Regions from separate parts of the Homo sapiens genome. Here regions 1 and 3 are each linked to region 2. Evidence: chromatin loops called from intact Hi-C (ENCODE). Cell type or tissue: IMR-90. All regions are shown on one strand.

Region 1 (4,000 bases), 210 kb before region 2:
GGTGAGAAAACTGCAATTCGATAGGGGCTATTCAGGGTCTTAGAGCTAGTTAGCAGCAAAGTAAAGACTCCTTGTTCTGAGAACAGCTTCTTTTGCCCTGGCTATAGGATACAGTCTCATTGGCTAGGTACTTTTCTTTTGAGGGCAAATAGATAAGGAACTGCCCAAAGATTTCAGACAGAGGTGACAGCCTCAGTTTTTATAATGCACAAGGACTGCCCACAAAATGACCAAAGTGATTGAGACACAATATTTTTCCCTCAAAAGCTTAAAGCCTGATGGAGGAAGCAGAATTCATACAATGTGCAAGAACTTAAATAGAAACGGCTTAGACAGGTGCGGTGGCTCACAGTTGTAATCCCAGCACTTTGGGAGGCTGAGGTGGGTGGATCACTTGAGGTCAGGAGTTCGAGACCAGCCTGGCCAATGTGGCGAAACCCCATCTCTACTAAAAAATACACAAATTAGCCGGGTGTGGTGGCAGGCACCTGTAATCCCAGGTATTCGGGAGCCTAAGGCAGGAGGATCACTTGAACCTGGAGGTTGCAGTGAGCTGAGATCGTGCCATTGAACTCCAGCCTGGGTGACAGAGCAAGACTCTGCCTCAAAAGAAAAAGAAGGAAAGAAAGAGAGAGAGAGAGAGAGAGAGAGAAAGAAGGAAAGAAAGAAAGAAAAAAGAAGGAAAGAAAGAAAAGAAAGAAATAAGAAAAAAAGAAAGGAAGAAAGAAAGAGAGAAAAAGAAAAAGAAAGAAAAAGAAAGAGAAAGAAAGAAGGAAAGAAAAGAAAGAAAAAAGAAAAAAGAAAGGAAGAAAGAAAGAGAGAAAAAGAAAAAGAAAGAAAGAAAGAAAGAAAGAGAAAGAAAGAAAAGACTTAAAGAGCTCTGGGTGCACAGAAGTGTAAGTGATTATTTGTGCCTTGGCAGGTGGGGCAAATTTGTCAGGGTAGGATTTCACAAGTGAAACCCAACCCAGATAAATTGAGGAATTCTCCCAAGGTAACTCATCAAGAAGTGTGGACACCAAGTATTTTTGCACACACAGGACAGCCTCTCTTTTTAACAAGGTGAGAGCTTGCCTGTGGCCTTATTCACGAGTCCATGAATCTCAGTAGTTTTCACTCTATGCAGCATTTTGCAAGGTGGAGTGGAAAGCATTTCACTTTGCTTTTGCTGTTTTCAAGATATGTCCCATGGCATGGCAGCCAGATAAGATACTATTGGGGTGCTTTCTCTGAGTGACCTCCCAAGCTTCCCTGGCTTGCTCACGACTTAGAGCTCCCGGTCCTGGGAGGCAGACAGTGGAAAACTCAGAAAGAGGTCAGAATTTTGGGAGCAAGATTTTTCTAGGGAAAGACGGAATCCCTTCAGAAACTACTGATGGGGTTAGGGGATGGAAACCAACAACAGTCAGTTGGTCGAGTTTATCTCCTTAGTACAGGGTGAGATGGCTAAGCTGAAGTGGGTAGTTTTGGATAGCTGGTTGAGCCGCATGCTGGGGCAGTGCCTGACTCAAATCCATGTTCTTACTATTAGCCACTAGGGGGCAATAGCATGCTGAGGATGCTACTCAACTTTGACCCTTAATATGATTAATTTTAGAGATATGTAAGCTTCAAAATCTTCAAATGTTAAAGTTAAATAAACTTTTATTCGGGGCAGAGATGTTCACAGCATCATGGATTCATTTAAAAAGCAAACTTGAGTATGTTAAAAAAAGATTCACTTTTTTTTTTTTCAAAACTGCGTTTACTTACCACTTGTTAGGGATATATAAAAATGTACAAAATAATAATATTAAAATTCTTATTAGATTAATAGCATGCGTTCTATTATGTTGTGATCACTACTCTTTGTGATCATGTATGTTCTATTATGTTGTGATCACTACTCCTTGATTTGTTGGGATTCATTTCCATATTTCTATATCACTATAAAGCAAATAAAAGAACAAGTAAAATGTGTCTATTTCAAATACCTGAATTTATTTTATGGAAAAACAGAGTGTAAACAATGCCTTTATTCCAGAACCCTTCAAAGCATTTTATTTCTCCTAACTTCTCTACTGTCCTCAGTCTCTTTGATTTTTTTCTCCTATTTGATATTATCTTAATTAAGACTCTTTGGGTGGCAAATAACAGCTACCAACTCAATCCAGCTTAAAGCAAAATAGGGGAGTTTATGATAATATTTCACATGTTGAGGCTCAGAAAACAGTACTCCAAAATGAAGGCCTCAGAAGCAAAAGTGTTTCTCCAGCCTCCTGCCCTGCTGTCTCTCGGTCCCATTCTCCCCCAGGCTAGCCATAGAAACTAGGATTCCCCTTCCCCAGGGTGAGTCAGAGAAACCAGAATCCCTTTTCCCCAAAGCCAGCCATAAACCTAAAAATATTACTCTAACCTTCCCTCTACCTTTCTGTGCAAAAACTAGCTGTGAAGAAATTATCTGACCAACGCTGTTTGACTATAAGTCATAAGACCCCCATTCCAGAGAGGGCCCTGCCCCACACCCCGAAGGAAGGAATGCTGCTCAGAAAGGCCAAGAAGAATCTAGGCAGACAGGCCTTGCAGGGTTACCCGCCTCTGTCTGTTAGCATAAAATCATATTTTGTCCAATCACATTTCTACACCGCTGTCCGTACTTTGTTGAACCCAAGCATAAAAATGGACAATTTCTCCTGTATCTTTTTTTTTCTTTTTTTGAGAAAGAGTTTCACTCTTGTTGCCCTGTTAACCAGGCTGGAGTGCAATGGCGTGATCTCAGCTCACTGCAGCCTTCATCTCCCGGGTTCAAGCGATTCTCCTGCCTTAGCTTCCCGAGTAGCTGGGATTACAGGCTCCTGCCACCATGCCTGGCTAATTTTTTGTATTTTTAGTAGGGACAGAGTTTCACCATGTTGGCCAGGCTGGTCTCGAACTCCTGACCTCAGGTGATCCACCTGCCTCGGCCTCCCAAAGTGCTGGGATTACAGGCATGAGCCACTGTGCACGGCCCTCCCCTGTATGTTTGGGTCTTCATTCTGAAGGCTCCCAAGGAATACATGTTAAATAAATTTGCATTCCTTTTCTCTAATTAATCTGCCTTTTGTGAGTTGATTCATCAGCTCTTCCTTGGCCCCTACACAGGTGTGTCTCATGGAGCTGGAAAGCAGGGCCGTAGCCAGAAAAAGCATAGATTGAGGAACTGGGAAGCTACTGAAGACCAAGTATCCATTCTCTTGGTTATTTTCTCAAGTCAGATTGTTTCTTGTCTGACCCTTCCTATGTTATTCTCTTGCTGTGAACAGTGTGTACTTCGCCTCTGTGCATCTTGTTGAAAGGGTTACCCAGAGCTCCTGGGATTGTTGGATAACATGATCATTCTGTTTTTAATTTTTTTGAGGAAACTCCATACTGTTTTCCAAAGTGGCTGTGCTAATTTACATTCCCACCAACAGTGTACAGGGGTGCATTTTATCAGCATCCTCACCGACACTTGTTATATTTTATCTTTATTATAGTATCCAGTCTAGCAGGAGCAAGGTGATATTGCATTGTGGTTTTGATTTGCATTTCCCTGATAATTAGTGATTTGGTGCAGTTTTTCATCTACCTGTTGGCCATCTCCATGTCTTCTTTTGAGAAATGTCTCATCAGGTCCCTTACCCATTTTTATTAGAACTCAGGATTAAGAAACTCACTCAAAACTGCACAACTACATGGAAACTGAACAACCTGCTCCTGAATGACTACTGGGTACATAATGAAATGAAGGCAGAAATAAAGATGTTCTTTGAAACCAGTGAGAACAAAGACACAACATACCAGAATCTCTGGGACACATTTAAAGCAGTGTGTAGAGGGAAATTTATTGCACTAAATGCCTACAAGAGAAAGCAGGAAAGATCTAAAATTAACAGCCTAACATCACAATTAAAAGAACTAGAGAAGCAAGAGCAAACACATTCAAAAGCTAGCAGAAGGCAAGAAATAACTAAGATCAGAGCAGAACTGAAGGAGATAGAAA
Region 2 (4,000 bases):
GGGTGGAAGAATGGTAACATCACTGATGCTTTACAAAAAGTTTATGGAGAAAATTCTTCAAGTGATAATTTTACAAATGAATAACTTGTTTTAGGAAAGGACAGGGCCGTGTGAGGTGGCTCACGCTTATAATCCCAGCACTTTGAGAGGCCAAGGATGATTGCTTGAGGCCAAGAGTTTGAGACCAGCTTAGGCAACAAAGTGAGACCCTTTCTCTACAAAAAATAGAACATTTACCTGGGTGCGGTGGTGCATGCCTACAGTCTGAGCTACTTGGGAGGCTGAGGCAGGAGGATTGCTTAAGCCCAGGAGTTTGAGCCTGCAGAGAGTTACAATGGTGCTACTGCACTCCGACATGGGTGACAGAGTGAGACCCTGTCTCTTAAAAGGAAAAGGAAAAGAAAGGACAACATTGTTGAAGATGAAGCCTGCAGCAGCAGACTATCCACATCAATTTGCAAGGAAAAAATTTTCTTGTTCATACCCTAATCAACAATACAAACAATAGCCATCATCATAGACAAAGGAACATCATTATTAGGACTGAAAATTAACAGCACAAACAATAGCCAACATTCTCGACATTTCAACTGGTTCAGTTTACACAATTCTGACTAAAAAATTAAAGTTGAACAAGCTTCCCGCTCAATGGGTACCAAAACAGTTGTGCCTGGGTCAGCTGTGGACAAAAGCCGAGCTTTCCGTGGAAATTTTAAATACATAGGATCAAGATCCTGAAGCATTTCTTCAGACTAGTAACGGGAGATGAAACATGGCTTTACCAGTATGGTCCTGAAGACAAGGCACAATCAAAGCAATGGCTACCAAGAGGTGAACGTGGTGCAGTCAAAGCAAAAGACGATGGGTCAAGAGCTGAGGTTATGGCAACAGTTTTTTGGGATGCTCAAGGCATTTTGCTTGTTGATGTTCTGGACAATAACATCTGACTATTATGAGAGCATTTTGAGAAAGCTAGCAAAAGTTTTAGCAGAAAAACTCCTGGAAGAGCTTCACCAGAGAGTCTTTCTCTACCATGACAATGCTGCTGCTCATTCCTCTCAGCAAACAAGGTCAATCTTGCAAGAGTTTTGATGAGACATCATTAGGTGCCTATCCTCCAGTCCTGATTTGGCTCCATCTGACTTCTTTCTGTTTTCTATTCTTAAAAAAATCTTTAAAGATCACCCATTTTTCCTCAGTTAATAACATAGAAAAGACAACATGAACATGGTTAAATTCCCAGGACCCTCAGTTCTTTAGGGATGGACAAAATGGTTGGTATCATCACTTAGAAAAGTATCTTGAACTTGATGAAGCTTATGTTGGGAAATAAAGTTTATATTATTTATTTATTTATTTATTTATTTATTTATTTATTTATTTAAGACAGAGTCTGGCTCTGTCGGCCAGGCTGGAATGCAGTGGCACGATCTTGGCTCACTGCAATCTCCACCTCCTGGGCACAAATGATTCTTGTGCCTCAGCCTCCCGAGAAGCTGGGATTACAGGCACACACCACCACACCTGGCTAATTTTTGTATTTTTAGTAGAGATGGGGTTTCACCATGTTGGCCAGGCTGGTATTTTTATCTTTTAATTCTTTTTTTTTTTTTTTTTTGAGACGGAGTCTTGCTCTGTCGTTTAGGCTGGACTGCAGTGGCATGATCTTGGCTCACTGCAACATCTGCCTCCCAGGTTCAAGTGATTCTCCTACATCAGCATCCTGAGTAGCTGGGATTACAGGTGTGCACCATCATGCCTGGCTAATTTTTGTATTTTTAGTAGAGACCGGGTCTCACCTTGTTGGCCAGGCTGGTCTTGAACTCCTGACCTTAGGTAATCCTCCTGCCTTGGCCTCCCAAAGTGCTAGGATTACAGGCGTGAGTCACCGTGCCTGGCCCCCATGACCTTTTCGAAGTCCCCTAGTATGCCTTTACACCCATTTCTAGAATGATTCCCAACATTCCTTCATTTATTCCTTTATTTATTGAATAAATAATTATTAAATGCTTGTCATGTATGTTCCAGGCTTTGCTCTAGTAATTTCGGATATATCAATGAACAAAGCAGGAAAGAAAAAAAAAAAAGGCAAAATCTCTGCCTTCCGGGAGCTCACATTCCCACAGGAGTCACAGGAAACAGCCAATGACCAGTAAGCATCACAAAGAAGTCATGCCAAAGAACCAGACAAATAGCTGGAAGGAAGAGGGGAACTCCTTTGTGACGCCAAATGGGCCAAAGGGTCGCTGGGAAAACTAAGCCTTACTGTCCATCTTGCCTTCAGGATAATGTGAAATATGGCCTAATTTTTGAAGTTTTTTTCTTAGAAATTTTACTGAATCCAAAATAAAACAAGAAGATCATGGTGGATATAGCTTCCAAATTTATTCTGCAATAAAACAGGTTTGAATCTAGATATACAAGCAAATAGCAAATAATATACATTCTTTTTTGCAGAGTCCAGAATTCTCTTTTCTCAACACTAGATGGCAGTAGAGTTAAAGAAAAAAATCCCAGCAGTTCTTTGTACAGGGATTTGGTGATTTTTCCCATAAAGCTGCGATGAGGATGAACTCAGAGCAAAATCTATGTAAGTAGAAAGTTAAATTACAATAGAGGTGTGAAATGATGCTTTAACATGTCACACGCTCATTTTGGCAAAATGTGTTTGGGGCAGAACTCTCTCTCTCCCTCTCTCTGTCTTTCTCTGCCTGTGTGTCTTTACAGGGTAAGCCTAGACAGAATTAGAGAACCATTAACTCTGACTCCTAATACATGATGTTAACTTTAGGTTGGTGAAAAGTCAACTTAACTTTTTTTTTTTTGGGGACGGAGTTTCGCTCTTGTTGCCCAAGCTGGAGTGCAATGGCGCGATCTCAGCTCACTGCAACCTCTGCCTCCCGGGTTCAAGCGATTCTCCTGCCTCAGCCTCTAGAATAGCTGGGATCACAGGCGTGCACCACCAAACCTGGCTAATTTTTTGTATTTTTAGTAGAAACGGGGTTTCACCATGTTAGCCAGGCTCGTCTCAAACTCCTGATCTCAGGTAATCTGTCCACGTCAGAGTCCCCAAGTGCTGGGATTACAGGCATGAGCCACCACGCCCAGCCAAGTTAACTTAACTTTATCCTTTAAAATTGCTTCTGGGTTTGTTAACTTTTTTTGATGCCATTTAACTGGTCCGCTCAAGATTGGTTAGGTCTCAGAGGACATTTAGTGTGAAAATGGGAAACTCTGAGGAAGTCAGCTTTTCAGTGGTGTTCAAATGTTTTAGCAAGAAGTTCAAGAGTAATGTCAAGATGCTCAGAATATAACACTAACAATAATGAATGCGTGGGAGAGGGGGAGATGAAGCAACTGTATTCAGCTGCTAACATTGATGAACCTGGGCAGAGGGTGTATGGTGTTCATCCTACTATTCTCGTAACTTTTTCATAATTTTAATTTTTTTCAAAATAGAAAATAGAAACAAGTTATCACAAAATGTGTAGCTTAATGCCTACAGGTAATAGATGCATAGAAGGAATTACTATGTAGCATAATCACAACTACAGCAAATACACCGAACATATGAGTCTAAGAAGTCCTGGATGAGATGGATCTTTCTAGAAGGCCAAGTCTTGACTAGTGACTGGGCCCTGGTCTGGTATTCATTCGTTCCATCATCCAAGTGATATTTATGGAAAAACTACTAAGTGTGAGACTATGAATAGGGGTTACTGCAGTGAACATCGTAGACAAAGTCTCTGCTCTCCTAAAGCTCACATGCAACTGGAAAGACAGAAAAAGGCAAATAGGCATTTAATAGATTGGGTGGTGATAAGTACTAGAAAGAAAACAGAAGCAGGAAGTTAAGATAGAGAGTGACAGGGTATTACTTTTACTTTAAATAGGGCGGTCAAGGTAGGACAGCCTCTCTGAGGAGGGGACATGGGAGCAGAGCCCTGAGAAGTGAGGTGTGTGGACTTTGTTCATATCTGGGAAGGATGTTCCAGGCAGA
Region 3 (4,000 bases), 1.2 Mb after region 2:
CCTCCCAAAGTGCTGGGATTACAGGCGTGAGCCACCACGCCCAGGCTGATTTCCTTTTCTTAATGGCCAAGTAGTATTCCATTGTGTATATATACCACAATTTTTAAGTCCAGTCCTCTGTCGGTGGACACTTAGTTTGATTCCCTACCTTTGCTACTGTGAGTAGTCCTGCAGTGAACATACAAGTGCAGGTATGTTTTTGACATAATGATTTATTTTCCTTCAGGTAGATACCCAGTAGTAGGGTTGCTGGAATGAATGGGAGTTCTATTTTTAGTCATTTGAGAAGTTGCTGTGCGTAATTTCTCTATGTTTTCCATAGAGGTTGTACTAATTTACATACCCACCAACAATGTATAAAAGTTCCCCTTTCTCTGCATCCTCTCCAACATCTGTTATTTTTTGACTTTTTAATAATGGCCATTCTGATTGGTGTTAAGGTGATACTCATTGTGGTTTTAACTTGCATGTCTCTGATGATTGGTGATGTTGAACATGCTTTTCATGTTTGTGGGCTTTCTGTCTTCTTTTGAAAAATGTCTCTTCATGTCCTTAGCCCACTTTTAAGTGGGATTATTTTGGGGTTTTTGTTGTTCTTGTTGAGTTGTTTGAGTTCCTGGTACATTCTGGATGTTAGTTCCCTGTCGAATGTAGAGTTTGCGAATATTTTCTCTCATTCTGCAAGTTGTCTGTTCACTCTGTTGATTATTTCTTTTGCTGTGCAGAAGCTTTTAGTTTAAGTCCTGTTCGTCTATTTTTAGTTATGTTCCGTATGCTTTTGAGGTCTTAGTCATGAATTATTTGCCTAGACCCATGTTTAGAAAGTTTTCCCTGAGTTTTCCTTCAGTATTTTTATAATTTAAGATCTTCCATTTAAGTCTTTAATCTATCTTGAGTTGACTTCTGCAAATGGTGAGAGAGAAGGATACAGTTTCATTTTTCTGCAAATAGATATCCAACTTTCCCAACACTCTTTATTGAAAAGGGTGTCCTTTTTCCAGTGTATGTTCTTATCAGTTTTGTCAGAGAACAGTTGGCTGTAAGCATGTGGCTATATGTTTCTGGGTTCCCTATTCTGTTCTATTCCATTATCTGTTTTTATGTGGGTACCATGCTGTTTTGGTTGCTATAGCCATCTAGTGTAATTTGAAATTAGGCAATATGATGTCTCCAGCTTTGCTCTTTTTGCTTAGGATTGCTTTGGCTATTTAGGACCTTTTGTGGTTTCATATGAACTTTAGAGTTGTTATTTCTAATTCTGTGAAAAATGAGGTGAGTATTTTGATGGAGATTGCATTGAATCTGTAGATTGTTTCAGGCAGTATGGTCATTTTAACAATATTAATTCTTCCCATCCGTGAGCACAGGATGTTTTTCCATTTGTTTGTGTCATCTATAATTTGTTTCATTAGTGTTTTTTAGTTTGCCTTGTAGAGATCTTTCACCTCCTTGGTTAAATATATTCCTAGTTTTTTTTTTTTTTTTTTTTTTTTTGGTAGCTATTGTAAATGGGATTGCCTTCCTGATTTGGGGCTGGATCGTCATTGGTATATAGGAACTCTAATGATTTCTGTATGTTAATTTTGTATTCTGAAATTTTACTGAATTAATTTATTAACTCAGAATTTTTTGGTGACATCCTCAGGGTTTTCTAGATATAAAATCATATCATCAGTGAACAGGGATAATTTGACTTCCTCTTTTCCAATTTGGATGCCTCTATTCCTCTTGCCTAGTTGATCTGGCGAGGACTTCCAGTATTCTTAAATTATTGAGATTTTTCACATTCTTTGGTTTATACAAAGCTTTCCTTCTGTGCCCTCACAGCGCATCCTTACTCCCCAGGTTTCAAGCTGAGTCAAGGCCTAGGGAGGGGCCTCTGGTCTTCCTGGAAGGCCCAGCACCTACGCCTTCCTCCTACCCTCCAGAAGCAATTCCATCCTCCTCTCCTTCAGAACCACCCTTGACCACCAGCGCCCCCTGCTGCCACCTTCCCTCTCCGCTGAGTCCTCAGCCAGGGGGACCTGAACAAGTCTGCACGTCCTGTCCCCACTTTGTCCTTGCCTCCCCTACTCCTGCACCCTCCACTGTCTTGCCTTCCGTTCCACGTAACCCTCAGCAGAGTCCCCACTCACCTCCTGACAGCTTTCCTTCTAAACTGTCTTACTATAAAAGAAAGCATAGATAGAAAAAAGCACATAAACCAATATAAAGCTTAGTGGGTTTCCATAAGACAAACACCTTTGAATTCCACGCAGGTCAAGAATAGAACTTTCCCAGCCACCCCAAAGGCCCCATGAACCTGGCCCAGCTGTTGCCTCCGCTCCCGCCCACTGTGAGCCCCTCCCTGATTTGAAGCCAGCTCTTCCTTTTGCTTCCTTGTTATCTTTCCACCCAAGCCCCAGCTGCTGCCCCTAAGCCTCTTTCACTGGATATCCCCAGGACTGGGCACCCTTGGCACGCCCTGACAATCCTGCCTGGGCTGAGAAAGTCCCCGCGTCCTGCTTCTCCCTAGGCCTCTGCTTCCTGCTGGTCCATCTTCTCCCTCTCCATCCCCCTGGCCCTCTCTGGCCCCCAGACTTGCAGCTGTCCAACACTGAGGCCCATGCTCAGGTCTCTGGTCCCTGCTTGCCCCTGAGTGCCAGCCTCACACAGCACCTTCAGAGGCCCTCGGCCCCCCCACACCAGGGTCCCTCCCTCCAGTTCTGTGCTTCCTCCTCCCCAGTGTTCAGCCTCTGCAAAGGGCTTCCGCATCTGTCTGTCACTCTGCCCAGGATCATGGAAACCCTTCTTACTCTCTCCTCACCTATTTGCATCTAGCCGGCAGCCTACTAAGTCTCCTCCCACTTCTCCATGACCACGAAGCACCCGCCTCTCCAGCCCCCACCTGGTTAAGGGCGTCACCCTTAACCTTAGTCTCCTCCAGACCAGTCGGACTCTTCACCCACCCCTGCACTGTAGCCTCCTGCCCCTTGGGACCAGTCCATCCCAGCCCCACGTTTATCTTTCTAGAAATGCCAGCCACTCAGTGGGCTCCACTTTCACCTCCACCTGGGGCTCCTCTGCCTTCAGGATGTGAACTCTGCAGCCTCTGCCCAGCCTCCCCTTCCCCTCTTCTCCCCTTCAGTTGTGGCTGGGTCCTGGGAAGCCCCTGCCGGCTCCCCCATCATGGAGTTGTCACCTGCTGTTCTTTCACCCTGGAGCTCCCCTTTCCCCCTTCACCCCCTGCGCATAGTGTGCCCACAGCATCAGCACACACAGGCACACATCTCTCTGCCCACTTCTGCCCTGAGGGTACCTGATGGCGCTCTGCCTTCAGAGAGAGACTTGGAATGCCCGCTACGGGCATGTGGGCACACAGCCCATAACATTCGGGGAAGACTCCGTGGCACCCACTCCTCCTCATCCATCAACATTCACCTCCAGCCCAGGAAACCTCCTCTGTTCCAGCCTCTCCGGTGTGTGTGATTTGCCCCTGTGGGCTGGTAGTCCCTTCGCCTTCCTTGCTCTATTGGAATCGTATCCGGATTTCTCCTAGCAGGAGTGAGCCCTTGGGCAGGAATCACTGGGAATTCATTGCTGCCTCCTAAGTGGGCTCCCTGCTTCCACCCTTACCTGTCCACAGCCTGGTCCCCACGCAGCCGCCTGGTCAGACGTAAGTGAGATCTCATCCTCCTTGCTCAGATGCTCTAGCAACTTCTCATGGGAATCAGAGCCCTTCAAATGGGGGCTTCCCCAAGGATCTGCCCCTGACATTGCCTCCCTGACCCCCATCTCCTGTTCCGCCTCCTCCCGTCTCCCTCCACATCAGCCCCATGAGCTTCCTTGATGTTCTTCAAAAGTGCTGGCCATCCACCGCCCGGGGGCCTTTGCACTTGCTATTCTTGGGCCTGAGTGGCTCTTCCCCAGGTATCCATGTGATTTGGTCTCTCACCTTCTGCAGGTTTTGACTCGAGCTTCACCTTCTCAGGGAGGCCTTTCTGGACCACCCTATTTTAAA

The links. A loop is a pair of places that touch in the nucleus more often than their neighbours do. Peaks named below come from ENCODE experiments on the same cell type or tissue, not always from the same donor. Only the 100,000 strongest peaks of a DNase experiment are listed, where the experiment ranks them.
Region 1: a loop joins it to region 2, with 3 times the contacts of the local background. A loop is called at or near these places in 2 of 110 quality-filtered maps.
Region 3: it touches region 2 in a loop (7-fold over the local background); 17 of 110 quality-filtered maps call a loop at or near these places.

What each region holds. Positions count from the first base shown.
Region 1 is chr9:86,200,950-86,204,949 of GRCh38, forward strand. No RefSeq gene overlaps it. Among named protein-coding and RNA genes, the nearest start is that of C9orf153, 57 kb to the right of the region's middle. RefSeq lists a silencer at 1,517-1,566. In IMR-90, a CTCF peak has its summit at 1,543 (motif pointing right); a DNase peak (open chromatin) is centred at 1,542.
Region 2 is chr9:86,411,981-86,415,980 of GRCh38, forward strand. LOC102724080 (a long non-coding RNA gene) reads left to right here and starts at 1,861. Exons shown (of 2, transcript XR_007061636.1): 1 at 1,861-2,590. In IMR-90, a CTCF peak has its summit at 2,482 (motif pointing right); no DNase peak of the experiment used is centred here.
Region 3 is chr9:87,661,092-87,665,091 of GRCh38, forward strand. The region is part of intron 18 of DAPK1 (death associated protein kinase 1); the gene reads left to right. Among named protein-coding and RNA genes, the nearest start is that of CTSL, 63 kb to the right of the region's middle. In IMR-90, a CTCF peak has its summit at 1,983 (motif pointing left); no DNase peak of the experiment used is centred here.